Linked DNA regions of Homo sapiens: regions 1, 2, 4 and 5 are each linked to region 3. A link is a contact called in ENCODE Hi-C or POLR2A ChIA-PET data. All regions are on one chromosome and are shown on one strand. Each heading gives the region's core, a stretch centred on a gene start or an enhancer-like site at or near the end of the contact. The rest is flanking DNA. Distances are from core to core; before and after follow the strand shown. Region 1 has its middle 71 kb from the start of RNF38. Region 2 holds the start of GNE (glucosamine (UDP-N-acetyl)-2-epimerase/N-acetylmannosamine kinase). Region 3 holds the start of TESK1 (testis associated actin remodelling kinase 1). Region 4 holds the start of SIGMAR1 (sigma non-opioid intracellular receptor 1). Region 5 has its middle 9.3 kb from the start of SPATA31G1.

Region 1 (2,700 bases), core at 31-2,530, 870 kb after region 3:
GGAGTAGTGGCACCCACCTGTAGTCCCAGCTACTTGGGAGGCTGTGGAGGGAGGGTCACTGGAGCCTGGGGAGATCGAGACTGCAGTGAGCCAGGATCATGCCACTGCACTCTAGCCTGAGTGACAGAGTGAAACCCTGTCTCAAAACAAAAACAAAGAAAAAGGAAATAATGCTCAAGAAGCCAGGATGAGATGGATGGGCTTGATTCTCCTCGGTTGTTTCTACTCCACCACAGTGGCTCTCAGAACACACCCTGCCCTTCATGTGCATTAGCATCACCTAGGAACCTGTTTAAAATGAAATCTGCAGGCCCCACCCAGTGAGGTGAATCAAAAGCACTGGTGGGGGTGTCCAGCTTTTAAAGTCTAAGAACCACTACTCTACCTCCTGGTACTCAAAACTTTCTTCACCATCACCTGATGCCTTGCCAGAAATCGGCATTTTAACAAGATCCCCCTGGTCTACCTCAGGGCCACAAACCATAAGCCCCAATCCATAATGCTTCGCACCCATCCACACAGTGTCTGAGTGGTTTCTGGGAATGGGAAGTAGGGGAGGCCCACTGAAAGAGCAGTGGTTTTTCTCTCTTTGAATATGAATCTATCACTTACCAATCCTGTGGGAAAAACAGCACTGCATGCCCTAGTTAGACAAGAGTATGTTGTGTGTGTGACAGAAAGCACACAACTACCATTAAACTGCCATGGAAATTTATTCCGCTTAGATGTCACTGTTATGTTATAAGCTATTTTTCTTTTAAAATAAGGGAATTTCAATTTTAACCCCAGGCATAATAAAATTAACAAGATTGTCTAACCTTTGTTTGTATTGCTAATATTGTAGCAGGAATCTGTCACCTTAAAACAAACCAACCAAGGGGATATACCTTACCTTCTCTGCTCGAACAAGGACACCTTCACCAACATCTAGCCCCCACTTCCATGCAGCAGCCCCCATCTCCATACAGCATGGAGGAAGGAAAACTATTTCCAGTATTCCACCTTTAACTTCCTGCTGCCTCCCTCAAAGACTCATAGATTTTATTTCAAAATCTGAACCCGAAGGCCCCTAACTCCATCTCTCCCTTTGCTTCTCTCTCATTTTCCTCCACTGAGACTTCTCTGGTCTGTGGTACTGCAAACATGTCGGCTCTTCCAGCAAATCTACAGGTGAACTACGTACATATTTATGCCTAAGAATTGTACTGTCTCACTGCTCATTCCAGCTTGACTCAGCCTAACACAACGATGTGCTTTTTTAAGGCACTTCCAGTTTCACTTCTAGCTCCTACCAGGCTTCCGCCCCGCCCCAATGCAACATAGCCCCCTCAGTTTCCCAGACCCAGGAAGTAGCAAGGTCAATTCTGTGAGGCCCATATCCAATTTGACTTGCCTCTCTCTTCTTAAAGCAATCTTGGAATTAAAATTTCTAAAGCCCCCTTTCAATTTAATAACTTTTCTTCCATAGAAACAAGAGGTTTTAATCAAGCCTTAAAAATAAATTTGAGCCTTGTGTTTTTAATCACATAGCATTGGGAAAAATAATATAACTATTCTACCAAATTTCAAAAGGAAACATGTTTACATCTCAAATGTGCTACAAAAAGATCCTGGTATGGTAAAACTAGTTTGATTTCGACTCCCACCCCAACCTTTTTTAAACTTCTCCAACACAGTTCCAGAATAACTTGTCAAAATCACTTCTGAAGCGGTAATCCCAGCTACTCCAGAGACTGAAGTGATCGCCTGAGCCCAGGAGTTCCAGGCCAGCCTGGGCAAAATAGTGACTCTTATCTCAAAATAACAAAACAAAACTCACCCTGTCAATTAGACTCAAAAGATGTATAGTACTAACTAAACATTCCAGAGTCAAATTGTAACTTCAGTTTTTATCTCAACACAGAATTTATGAGTTGCACATAAATTTACTTTACTTCTTTTTAGAAATGGAGTCTTGCTATGTTGCCTGGGATGGTCTCAAACATCTGGCCTCAAGTCATCCTCCCACCTCAGCCTCCCAAGTAGCTGGGATTACAGGTGAGCCACCGCATCCAATTTACAAATTCACTTTAAAAAGTCAAATCTTTTCACTTCTTGCTTTGCTTCTTGGATTTGTTTGGGGAAGAGGAATGTTTCTTTTTTTTAGCAAATAATGGTAGCTTTTACTTGAAGCTTTAAAATATCAATTTTAAAAAAACAATTTTAAAATAACAATTTGTTTTCAACTATATATGCAGTTTTAATAAAAATATTAGATAATTCGATTACAAGAGTTCTTGACTTACATTCCTGCCATTAGCAAAGACAGTCAACAATGTCTTAAGAGCCACCAAACATATCAATCTCTAGATATGGTCTAAACCTAAGGTTATTTTAAAAACTAAGAACAGTGAGTGTGTAGAAACTCTTCAATTATCTGGATTAATCAGCTTTTATCCTGCCTGTATAGAATCAATGTCTTCCTCCTATGAATTCCACAGTTTAGTAATTATGAAAGGCAGAGAATTCATTTTTCCTTCCTAGGTATCCATAAACCAAGCTTCTCTAACCCATAGCCCAGGATGGCTTTCAATGCAGCCCAACACAAATTCATAAATTTCTTCAAGTGTATTTCATGTGTGGTCCAAGACAATTCTTTCAACATGGCCCAGAGAAGACAAAAGATTGGACATCCCTGGCCAGCAGTTAGCAGCACTCAAA
Region 2 (2,700 bases), core at 115-2,614, 650 kb after region 3:
ATCCCAGCTACTTGGGAGGCTGAGGCAGGAGAATTACTTGAACCCAAGTTCATCATTGAGAGAACCGAAAATCAAACCCTTGTCTGAATGACTTCAGCGCTCAGAACACTGTCCCACACCCAGTGTTTGCCTTGTGTCTGTTCATTCCATAAACATCCATGAGTACAAATCTTCCTCGAAAACATGATAAATCGCCCTTTCATCAGTGCAATGAGGATGGGACTCAAAGGAATAAGAAGGAAAGAGCTATATAAAGCTGTCTGAAAGTCAGGGCCCCATTCCGACGCTATAATTCGGTTTGGCTTCAACTGCGGCGCTCCTACAGTTGGGTTAACGAGTTACCTATACTGCGAAACTGTACCCCACCCCTCCTACCAGAGTAGTAAAAAATACGTTCTTGTGTTCTAACAATTTTACAAGCGTAAAACTGGGGGGAGGGGCCGGGCGCGGTGGCTCACGCCTGTAATCCCAGCACTTTGGGAGGCCGAGGTGGGCGGATCACGAGGTCAGGAGATCGAGACCATCCTGGCTAACATGGTGAAACCCCGTCTCTACTAAAAATACAAAAAATTAGCCGGGCGTGGTGGTGGGCGCCTGTAGTCCCAGCTACTCGGGAGGCTGAGGCAGGAGAATGGCGTGAACCTGGGAGGCGGAGCTTGCAGTGAGCCGAGATCGCGCCACTGCACTCCAGCCTGGGCGACAGAGCGAGACTCAGTCTCAAAAAAAAAAAAAAAAAAAAAAAAAAAAAAAAAAATTGGGGTGAGGGCGGGGAATTAACGTTTCTCAAATATACAAGGAAGCCCAGACTCAGAATGTAGACTCAGAGCAGGGAGGGGACCTTTTAGCCCAGCCTTTTCACGCCAGGACAGCTCGCCTGCCAGGCAGTTCTCCACCCTCTCTCGCCCCGCCCCGCTCCTAACGGGACAGTCAGCATCCCCCCTGATTGGACAGCACTGTTCCAGGGGACAAGTCAACCTGGGCCTCCCTCTACATCCCCTCCCCTGCTCATCAGGGCCCACCCCGAGCCACACGGCGGAGCCCTGAATTGGGCCAAAGAGGTGCCCTATGGTGAGGCCTGCAGGACATTGGGCGAGAGCCGGGTCCAGTGTGGGCCTCGGGGCGCGGTGGGGTGGAAAGCGGCCGGGGAGGGGAGGCCTGGGGCAGGAGGCCGGGGGAGGCGGCCCTGGGGGTGGGCAGGATGCTCTCCCGGAGTCCCACGCCGCCGCGCGGCTCTCACCAGACGCCGTCAGAGGCTCCCTCCCACGCCGCCACCGCGCTCCTCGGGCGAGGGACGAACCAAGCGCCACGAAGCAGGCAGAGCGCGAGCCTGCCCCTCGGTTTCCGCGCTCGGGCGCGCGGGTAGACGACTCGTCGCTCGACCTTGTCCCCACTCCTCGCTCGCCCAGCCACGCCCACCCGGAGTGCCGAATCCGCGATCGCGCCCTGACGCCACCCGAGAGAGCTCGCGTGATTGGCTGCTCCCGTCCCCGTCCCCCACCTTCCCGGCGGTATTTTGAGGCGCAGGCAGGGTGCTGACCAGCGGACCATCTTCCATGGCCTCTGCCGCGCTGGAGCTGCTGCGGGGCTGTCCTGCCAGCTTGTGCTCCCGCCCCGAAGCGTCCTCCTCCACTGGCGACACACGCACTGAAGCCCGAGTCTTCCCGCTGGGTAGTTGTTTTGGTCTTGCACCCAAGGAGGGATTTCTTGCGCCTCTTGTTCCCTCAGTTATTTCATAAACCAGGACCGCAACTATACTGTCGTGTAGCGCGGCCACCCCACAGCGGTCCCTGACGTTAACCCTTGCCGTGACTGCTAGAAGACACTGGTGGAGTGTGAATTGATGACCAAGGCATGGCAGAGCCTCTCTCATCTTTATAATCAGTTCAGCGGCGGCCTCCACTACAGGGAACTCCCAGCCAGTCCCGAGGCCTAGGGACATCCAGGGAGAAACGTGGCGGTGGTAAAGGGCTTGCGCAGCTCCTGAAGATAAATAAGACTTTGGGTTGCTGTTGTTTTTGAGACAAGGGTCTCACTATGTTGTCCAGGCAGCACTCGAGCTCCTGGCCTCAAGCCATCTTTTCTGGCTTCAGCCTTCTGAGTAGCTGGGACTACAGGACCATGCCACCGAATCAGGCTTTAAGACTTTTTAATGACCCTTTCAAATTTCTGAGTCACTCCCAGCATTTTAGGAAGCCAAGTGAGAAGGCTAGCTTGAGGCCAGGAGTTCGAGACCAACCTGGGCAACAGATTCCTGAGTCACCATTGACAAGAAACTTTGAATGAAGTTGATGATACAAAATATTAACATCTTTTTTTTTTTACAACCATTAAAAATTTACCACAGGTGAAACTAAGTCTAACAGTTCATTGAGATTTCTTGCTGTACAGCAAATTTCAAATCTCATCAAACTGCAGTTTGTGATGCATTTCAATTAATAATGAAGCTCTAATTTGTAAAATACTTATGAACTCTTAGTTCTCCTGTGGCTAGCTTGGAGCCACGAAAAGGTCACATTAGCCACAAAAGAAAAGACATTAAGGGATTTTTGCAAGGAAGTGCTATCAGATTTCTTTTTTGTTTGTTTGTTTGTTTTTGAGACAGGGTCCCACTCTATCGCCCAGGCTGGAGTACAGTGGTACGATCTCAGCTCACTGAAACCTCCACCTCCCAGGTTCAAGCAATTCTCCTGCCTTAGCCTC
Region 3 (2,700 bases), core at 125-2,624:
CGGACTGTGCTTGTATTAATTCTCTTTTAAGCTTACTACAGAAATATCAATACAGTACTTGAGAATTCCTGCAGGACTCAGCCTCGCTTCCTCGAGGAGCTCTCAGCCTGCCTCCGCACTCGAGACGGCAGCTTTCTCTCCCTCCGCCCACCGTTCCGCCGCTAGGTGGCAGGCGGCTCAACGACGCCCTTTTAAACCGTTTGCCCCGGAGTGGACCGCCGGGATCGCGTGTCACCACCCAACCCTAGCGATGATTGGCTATTTCGCCGAGGCCGGAGGAGGAACCAGCGGCAGAACCGGAAGCGTCTGGTACGGCGAGTGCACGGAGTCCTGAGACTGCGTGCGCACCCAGGCACCGCGCCGACTTAAAGAGGCCAGTTGCAGCCCCTCCTCCGGCCTTAGGGGGCAGACCGTGTTCCTACGTGGAGGGCGGAACCCTCACACTGAGGAGGGCTGGGTCACACTGAGGGGAGGAGTCACCTTGAGAGGAGGGGTCACAATGACTAGTGGATTTCCTCGGAGGTGGGGTCTCACTGCGTGGGAGGAACACAGAGCAAGGGGGTGCAGCACTGAGGGGTTCTGACACACTGACGGTGGCAGTGCCACACTGGGGAAAAGTGCCCCCGAAAGGGAGGTGTCTCACTGAGGAAGGGAGGGGTCTCCGAGGGACAGCGTTCTTTGAGGGGGGTGGGATCTTGCGGAAGGACGGGCTTCCCTGCAGGTGGAGGCTTCTCTCTTAGAGTCTTTTGGGCAAAGTAGTAAGAGGGAGGTCCCGGCTGGGTGGTCACAGGGCGGAGGACCTGGACTCTCTTCTTTATTGGGAGGCGGCAGGATGAAGTGAGGAGGAGTCGGGGCTAAGCTGGGTATGGGCCGGCCAAAGGCTTCCTATAGCCCCGGGGTATCACAACCTCCCGTGAAGGTAGAAGGTGTTAGGGAGGCCAGAGGTTCAAGGTGTCGGAGTCGAAGAGACCTGGGAAATGGGCAGGCTGGGCCGGGGCGCAGGCCAGGAAGGTGGACAGGTTGCTAGGCTACCTCTGATTGCGGCTGGGCCTGAGGGGCCTACCTTTCTGCCCCGTTGGTCCCTGGAGCCCAGGAATCCGGCAGGTTTCTGAGCCCGACCCTCAACGGACAGTAACCCAGGGAGGAGAGGGGACTCCCTGGGCAGCTAAGCTTCGCATGCGCACCATCAGCCCTTAATTCCCTCCCGTTATTCAAGCTCAGGCCGGAGCTTATTTGACCCGGGCGGCCCAGGGCATCGCGGCCGGAAAGCGGGGAGGCGGGGGTGCGCACCTGAGGGGGCGTGGCCGCTGCCGGGAGGCCGGGCTGGAAGGAGTTAAGCGGAGGCCCGGCCCAGCCCCGCCCCCGGCAGGCCGCGGAGCCTGATCCCCGGCGGCTAAGCGGAGCAGCCGCCGCCCGCCCGCCCGCCCGCCTCCGCCCGCGGCAAGCCAGCCCGCCGGCGCCCCGGAGCGCTGCCGCCACCGTCACCGCCACCGCCCGGTCCAGGCCCAAGCCCAGGCCCTGCGCGGAGCGGAGCGGCGCGGCGTCCACCCGGGCCCAGCCAGCCGGCGCGGCGGGGGCGGGTCCAGGATCTTCGGCGGATCTTCCATTCTCAGGGCGGGAGCCGGAGTCCGGGCGCCCGGGATCGGGCTGGGCCCGCGCCCATGGCAAGCGCGGCCTGCCCGGGCCCTGGGGACCCTGCCATGTGAGGCAGGCCCGGGCTGGGGGCCCGGCCATGGCCGGGGAACGGCCCCCACTGCGGGGCCCTGGGCCCGGGCCTGGAGAGGTGCCGGGGGAGGGGCCCCCGGGGCCGGGGGGCACGGGCGGAGGCCCGGGCCGGGGCCGCCCCTCCTCCTACCGGGCTCTCCGCAGCGCCGTGTCTAGCCTGGCGCGTGTGGACGATTTTCACTGCGCGGAGAAGATCGGGGCCGGCTTCTTCTCTGAGGTCTACAAGGTAGGACCGGCCGAGAGGGCAGAGGGGCGGGACCGAGCCTTCAACCAGAGGCTGAAACTAGGGGGCCGGGAGTGCGGGGAAGAGGGTCCAGACTCCGGCGACCCGCCCGACCTGCCCGGCCCTCGCCGGCTGCTCCTGCCCCCAGGTTCGGCACCGACAGTCAGGGCAAGTCATGGTGCTGAAGATGAACAAGCTCCCCAGTAACCGGGGCAACACACTACGGGAAGTGCAGCTGATGAACCGGCTCAGGCACCCCAACATCCTAAGGTGAGCGGCCCCAGTCTCTGGGCAGCTTGCTGGGCGGGAGAGAAAGGGAAAGATCCCGCGGGAAAAGTGGAACTGAGGAGGAGCTGAGGCCTTTAATAGCCTATCCTTCTATCTTCCCCATCCTCTTGCAGGTTCATGGGAGTCTGTGTGCACCAGGGACAGCTGCACGCTCTTACAGAGGTGAGGATAGGCCAGGAAGGAGGGATCCCCACCCCCCTTCACCCCCAAGGATAAAGGGAGTCAACAGGCCTGGTGGATCTACGGAGGACTAGTGAGAGGCAACAGGATCTCCTCTCAGGGGAGGCTTTCCTGAACTTTCCTTTAGGCAAACCACATATAAAAGGCCTCAACTGGTCTTATTCTCTGTATCCCCTAGAACAGTGCTGTCCAATAGAATTTTCTTCAGTGACGGAAATGTTCTCTATCTGTGCTGTCCAATACAGTAGCCACTAGCCACATGTGGTTAAATTTAAATTATTTTC
Region 4 (2,700 bases), core at 135-2,634, 970 kb before region 3:
GCGGGTGGATCACGAGGTCAGGAGATCGAGACCATCCTGGCTGGTATGGTGAAACCCCGTCTCTACTAAAAATACAAAAAAAATTAGCCGGGCGTGGTGGCGGGCGCCTGTAGTCCCAGCTACTCGGGAGGCTGAGGCAGGAGAATGGCGTGAACCCGGGAAGCGGAGCTTGCAGTGAGCCGAGATCGCGCCACTGCACGCCAGCCTGGGCGACTGAGCAAGACTCCATCTCAAAAAACAAACAAATAAAAAGATAACTGTCTGTCTTGTCTTTTGGGGTATTGAGAGCATTTCTGATTACCCATTGTCTCCCCAACAGTTGTTGGAATACTGTCTGGGCAAAATTGTGCCTGGGCAGATAAAAATCAGACATGTTTAATAGGAAGTTGTTATGTTTTGTTTCCCCTTGACAGAGGAAAGCAAGAGTCCCTCAGCTCTGCCCCAACCAATCACCTGTGGCTTATGGGAGGGTGGAGGAAGGGAACCATGAGGAGGGCCCCCCCAACACACTCCTTTTCCATGCCATGCTCCCCGCAATTGTGGGCACCCCCCGCGTGAAGGGACCCACTTCTCTGACAGAGCCTTCTTACCCACCTGGGTAGAAGACCTCACTTTTGGTGGTGCCCTCTCTCCACTGGTGGAAGGTGCCAGAGATGATGGTATCCGAGATCTCAGCCCAGTAGCGCCCTGAGTGACAATCGCACATGACACTATCAGGGTATTCGCGCCATTGCATGGCCCAGCCAAACATCAGAAAGGAGGGCATGGGCCCCTTTACAACCCCAGCCTCCCAGTCTGGCCCGCCGCTAGCACTGACCCGAGTGGCCGCGGGAGCCCAAGGCGGTGCCGAAGAGCAGCACATACTCGGACAGCGAGGCGTGCAGAAGGCACATGGCGCCCATCCAGCCACCCGCATTCACGAACACCCACTGCAGCTCCTCGTCGGGCAGCACGTGGCCTGGGTGCAGCCGCCGCAGCTCCACGATCAGACGAGAGAAGGCCAGCTCGTGGTCCAGCCCTGGCGGAGGCAGAGGGGCGGCGGAGTCAGGGCTGGCACCGGTCCTAGGTCCGGGGATGGCGCCTTCGGAACCCTAGGCTCCGCTCCCAGGCCGGCCGCTCCCCTCCCTGCCCTCTGCCCGCTCACCAGCGTACTGCCGCGCCAACTGCGCTATCTCTTCGCGCTGGAAGACGAAGCTCTGCGTACCCAGCCAGAGCCAGACGACCTGGGTCAGCACCGCTGCGACAGCCAGGAGCAGCGCGGCCCACGCCCACCGCCGGCCCACGGCCCACTGCATCCCGGCGGGCGGCCTGGCACGGCGCAGCTCAGGAGGGAGCCGGGGCCTGAGGCTTTGCGCTCACGGCCTCGGAGCCCGCCGGCTGCCCACGAAGCGCTCCCCCGCCACCGCCGTGGTACGGCTCGCCCTGACCAATCGGAGCGGCCCGGGCACCTTGGCACCGCCCTTCGGTTGAACCATTTCCTCGGGGGGAGCACGGAGGAGTGGGGCGGTGCCGCGCAAGGGAGGCAAGGGGGCGGGGCCAAGTCGCCCAGCGGCAGATGTCAGGGTCTTCAGGCGAGGTCTGACCTAGCTAGCGCCACTCTACATACGGATAGGTGTGGGGATAGTGAGACCCAGAATGGACGGGCTCGCCCGAGCTCACTGGCTGGTGAAGCAGACGAGCCCGGAAGTGAAGCCTTCTGGGACTCAACGATTGTTAAGGCCCGCCTTTACCAGGACTGAAGCGGAGAGGAGGCAGTTCAAGCTGGGAGCCCCAGGGTGGGCATTCCAGAGGCGGTGACACCTGAGCAGTGTCTTTAAGAGCTCGCAGAAGGGGCATGCCAGCCCACAGGGACCAGCCCCTAGAGCAAAGGCCTCCGAGGAGAGACAGCTTGGGGTCTTCAGGGGCCTACAATTCCTTCTCTGTTCTGCGGCACAAAATGTGAGAGGAGGCCTTGTAAACCAGCTGAGGGTTATCAGCAAGGGAGGAAGGGGATTAGATTTTGCCACCGAGTGGCACAGGACTGTCGAGTGGAGGGGAGCAAGATGAGTCAGGGAGACCATGACTGTGGGCCAGGTAAGAGGGAAGGTCTGTGTCAGTGGAGATGGAAGAAAGAAATGAGCTTAACAACTCTGGAAATGGAGTTGGCAGGGCTTGATCTCTTCTTCCTGGAATACTCTTTCCCCCTTTATCCTATCCCCACTTTCCCCTTATTTGGCTAACATCCTTTGCATGTCTAGTGGGCAGTTGAGTGTCCAGGTCTCGAAGCTCAGCTCCAGTCTGGAGATAGAGCTGGGAGTTGTCATTCATTCAGATACTTTGTTGGCACTTGTATGTGCCAAGTTCTGTGGTGGCCATTAGGGATATGGCTAGAAACAATGGTCCTACTCCCCAGCTTAGAGATCTCACTGGAGAGTCTACAGAAAACCTCTAAGAATGGATGAAATCTCACAGGGAGAGAGAATAGAGTAAGATAAGGCTAAAGACAGAGCCCTGGAGAGCACCAACAGCAAAGGGTAGGCAGAGGAAGAAGAAAGCAAAAAGGAAAAGAAACAAAAGAGAAAAGAGGTAGCATTGTGCAGTGATTAAGAAATAAACTCTGGAGCTGGACTGCCTGAGTTCAAGGCCTGGCTCCTGCTACCTACTAGTTGTCTGATCTTGGGCAGTTTACTTAAAATCTCTGTAACTTAGTTTTCTTACCTG
Region 5 (2,700 bases), core at 201-2,700, 550 kb before region 3:
CGAGACCATCCTGGCTAACATGGTGAAACCCTGTCTCTACCAAAAATACAAAAAAATTAGCCGGGCTTGGTGGTGGGTGCCTGTAGTCCCAGCTACTAGGGAGGCTGAGGCAGGAGAATGGCGTGAACCCAAGAGGTGGAGCTTGCAGTGAGCCGAGATCTCACCACTGGACTCTAGCCTGGGCAACACAGCAAGACTCCATCTCAAAAAAAAAAAAAAAAAAGATACTGACCAAAACGAAAAAGTTATAATGCAGTATGATCTCAATTTGGGTTTAAAAATACCACATGTATAGACACGTACACATACACAAAAAAGATCCAGAAACATATGCACTAAAGTTATTAAAACAGTGATGACCTCTGGTTATTGGAAATATTTTTTTAATTTTGCTTATATTTTTACCAATTTCTTTCTTAGACAGGGTCTCATTCTGTCACCCAGGCTGAAGTGCAGTGGTAAGATCACTGTTCACTGTGGCCTCTACCTCCTGAGCTCAAGTGATCTTCCTACCTCAGCCTCCCAAGTAGCTAGGACTACCAGCACACACAACCATACCCAGCTAATTTTTGTATTTTTTGTAGAGATGAGGTCTTACCAAGTTGCCCAGTCTGGTCTCAAACTCCCAAGCTAAAGCGATCTGCTTGCCTTGGCCTCCCAAAATGCTGGGATTACCAGTGTGAGCCACCACGCCCTGGCCTATTTTTCTAAATTTCTACAATGCACATTACTGCTTCTATAAAAATAAAAGGTTATTTAATGTAAAGTGTCTACGCATAACCACGTACATGTGATTGACAATATTGTACTGTACACTTGGAAACCGTTGGATGAATTATTTGGATTTTTTTTTTTTTGCCACAAGAAATAAATTGAATTATTTAACGCTGAAGCCTATGTCACTTTCTTGCCTGAATCCTCCAGATGACCCACACCTGTAAGAAAGTTCAGTCCTGGCATTTGAGGGTCTTCACAACATGGTTCCTGATCTCTCCAAATTTACCCCAGGACTCTTGTTGCTAGTCTAACTTTAAGCTTTATGAGCAAGTGCTGTACTTTCTGACCTGTGCCTCAAACTGTTCTCCTCCACTTCTCCACATCAAGTTTCCCACCTTCCTTTAAGGCCTAGAAACCGTATTTTACATGGCATTGCCTTCCTTGCAGCCCCATTAACACTGTGTGCCTTGTTGATAGCTTCTGTTTCCTGATAGTAAGGCTTTAACATGAGGTTCTCTGAGGTCAAGCTCAAATTCTCAATCCAGTGCTCTTTCCACTCTATCATATTCCCTCTACTCTGTATATTTGGTTGAGAATCAGCCAGTCAGAAGGTACATGCTGCTTCCTTGATTCCTCTCACTAGTGTCACTGTTCTGTTCCAAAGCTTTATTTAGCTCAAACCTGTCAACAGGGTCTGAGTCCAAAACTCACCACCTGCTGGCCAAGGGTGGAACTAAAGGTACTTTTCCCTCTCCCACTACTATGGTCTCCAAAGACAATGCAATTCTGAATTTCCATTTTACATGGGAACGTGAGTTCACACTTATCTGAGTAGCTTTATAAAAAAAAAAATCCAAATCCTATATTAAGTATTTTAAAGCTCCTAGTGGGTTGTGGGGCTGAGCAAGGGTTAGCAAACCATTTGACACTTGCCACAGTTCAGCTGAAATGGAAGACCTGCATCCTTCACGGGCATTGTGTCCACTGAACTTTCAGGGGAATTTGTAGGATCAGTACCTTAGATCGATCTATCTAGATATATATAGATAGATCGATTTTTTTTTTTTTTTTTGAGACGGAGTCTCCATCTGTCGCCCAGGCTCACTGCAAGCTCCGCCTCCCGGGTTCATGCCATTCTCCTGCCTCAGCCTCCCGAGTAGCTGGGACTACAGGTGCCTGCCACCACCCAGCTAATTTTTTGTATTTTTAGTGTAGACGGGGTTTCACTGTGTTAGCCAGGATGGTCTCGATCTTCTGACCTCGTGATCCACCCGCCTCAGCCTCCCAAAGTGCTGGGATTACAGACGTGAGCCACCGCGCCTGGCCAAATATAAACATAGTTTAAGACATTAGATATGTTGTTCCATCTTTGTTTTTGCCTCTATGGCATACTGCTGGTCCTCTATTTGATACCACATTCTTGGTCTGAAACCCAACCTCTAATCGCAGTGTTTACCCTATATAAAGTGATCAGCTACGGTAAGATCACATTCCAGTTTCTTTCTAGGTATAATGTGAGGGGAAAGATGGACTGCCTATACAATTTGCCTCTTGGTTTAAGTATGCAGGCTTCCACAGTTTAGAAAGCATTTTTCAATCATTTTGTCAGACTAAGAAACTTGAGGCCCCAAAAGAGCTATCACCTTGTTCACAGCTATACAGGTATAACTGGCAACTCACATGTAGAAGAATGAAACTGGATCCTCATCTCTTACCTTATACAAAAATCAACTCGAGGCCTGGTGCAGCAGCTCATGCCTGAAATCCCAGCACTTTGGGAGGCTGAGGTGGGTGGATCATCTGAGGTCAGGAGTTTGAGACCAGCCTGGCCAACATGGGTGAAACCCCATCTCTACTAAAAATACAAAAATTAGCCAGAGGTGTGGTGGTGCATGCCTGCAATCCCAGCTACTTGGGAGGCTTGAAGCAGGAGAATCACTTGAGCCCGGGAGGCAGAAGTTGCACTGAGCTGAGATGGAGTAC

The links. Hi-C counts contacts between places; a loop is a spot of excess contacts on that map. ChIA-PET counts read pairs that join two places held with the same protein, here RNA polymerase II (POLR2A). Pooled maps may share reads with other maps.
Region 1: a loop to region 3 is called in a pooled map, with 5 times the contacts of the local background. The contact joins the enhancer-like site here to the promoter of TESK1 in region 3. A Hi-C loop is called at or near these places in 1 of 37 single-sample maps with no recorded cell type and 10 of 50 pooled maps.
Region 2: a loop to region 3 is called in a map of naive thymus-derived CD4-positive, alpha-beta T cell, with 12 times the contacts of the local background. The contact joins the promoter of GNE here to the promoter of TESK1 in region 3. A Hi-C loop is called at or near these places in 1 of 168 maps with a recorded cell type or tissue (naive thymus-derived CD4-positive, alpha-beta T cell) and 8 of 50 pooled maps. POLR2A ChIA-PET finds 5 or more read pairs at or near these places in 1 of 52 experiments (naive thymus-derived CD4-positive, alpha-beta T cell).
Region 4: a loop to region 3 is called in a map of naive thymus-derived CD4-positive, alpha-beta T cell, with 4 times the contacts of the local background. The contact joins the promoter of SIGMAR1 here to the promoter of TESK1 in region 3. A Hi-C loop is called at or near these places in 2 of 168 maps with a recorded cell type or tissue (CD4-positive, alpha-beta memory T cell and naive thymus-derived CD4-positive, alpha-beta T cell), 1 of 37 single-sample maps with no recorded cell type and 8 of 50 pooled maps. POLR2A ChIA-PET finds 5 or more read pairs at or near these places in 1 of 52 experiments (MCF 10A).
Region 5: a pooled map shows a loop between it and region 3 (2.2-fold over the local background). The contact joins the enhancer-like site here to the promoter of TESK1 in region 3. A Hi-C loop is called at or near these places in 1 of 50 pooled maps. POLR2A ChIA-PET finds 5 or more read pairs at or near these places in 4 of 52 experiments (A673, WTC11, activated T-cell and 1 more).

The regions. Positions count from the first base shown.
Region 1 is chr9:36,469,836-36,472,535 of GRCh38, forward strand. It overlaps a transcript of RNF38 not described here. Among named protein-coding and RNA genes, the nearest start is that of RNF38, 71 kb to the left of the region's middle. Within about 2 kb of position 1,281, at least 30 of the 41 ENCODE cell types and tissues checked have a DNase peak (open chromatin) inside an H3K27ac peak, as active enhancers do.
Region 2 is chr9:36,257,084-36,259,783 of GRCh38, forward strand. GNE (glucosamine (UDP-N-acetyl)-2-epimerase/N-acetylmannosamine kinase) reads right to left here and starts at 1,365. Exons shown (of 12, transcript NM_005476.7): 1 at 1,238-1,365. It overlaps LOC124902150 (a long non-coding RNA gene), which reads left to right and starts at 1,527. Exons shown (of 3, transcript XR_007061473.1): 1 at 1,527-1,668. RefSeq lists a silencer at 1,106-1,265 and an enhancer at 1,566-1,795.
Region 3 is chr9:35,603,888-35,606,587 of GRCh38, forward strand. TESK1 (testis associated actin remodelling kinase 1) reads left to right here and starts at 1,375. Exons shown (of 10, transcript NM_006285.3): 1 at 1,375-1,951; 2 at 2,097-2,218; 3 at 2,350-2,398. The coding sequence starts at 1,733. RefSeq lists an enhancer at 611-720 and silencers at 1,201-1,450, 1,481-1,780, 1,801-1,970, 1,905-2,199, 1,981-2,240.
Region 4 is chr9:34,636,403-34,639,102 of GRCh38, forward strand. SIGMAR1 (sigma non-opioid intracellular receptor 1) reads right to left here and starts at 1,385. Exons shown (of 4, transcript NM_005866.4): 1 at 1,145-1,385; 2 at 818-1,018; 3 at 595-687. The coding sequence starts at 1,295. RefSeq lists a silencer at 1,135-1,624.
Region 5 is chr9:35,050,146-35,052,845 of GRCh38, forward strand. No RefSeq gene overlaps it. Among named protein-coding and RNA genes, the nearest start is that of SPATA31G1, 9.3 kb to the left of the region's middle. Within about 2 kb of position 1,451, at least 2 of the 41 ENCODE cell types and tissues checked have a DNase peak (open chromatin) inside an H3K27ac peak, as active enhancers do.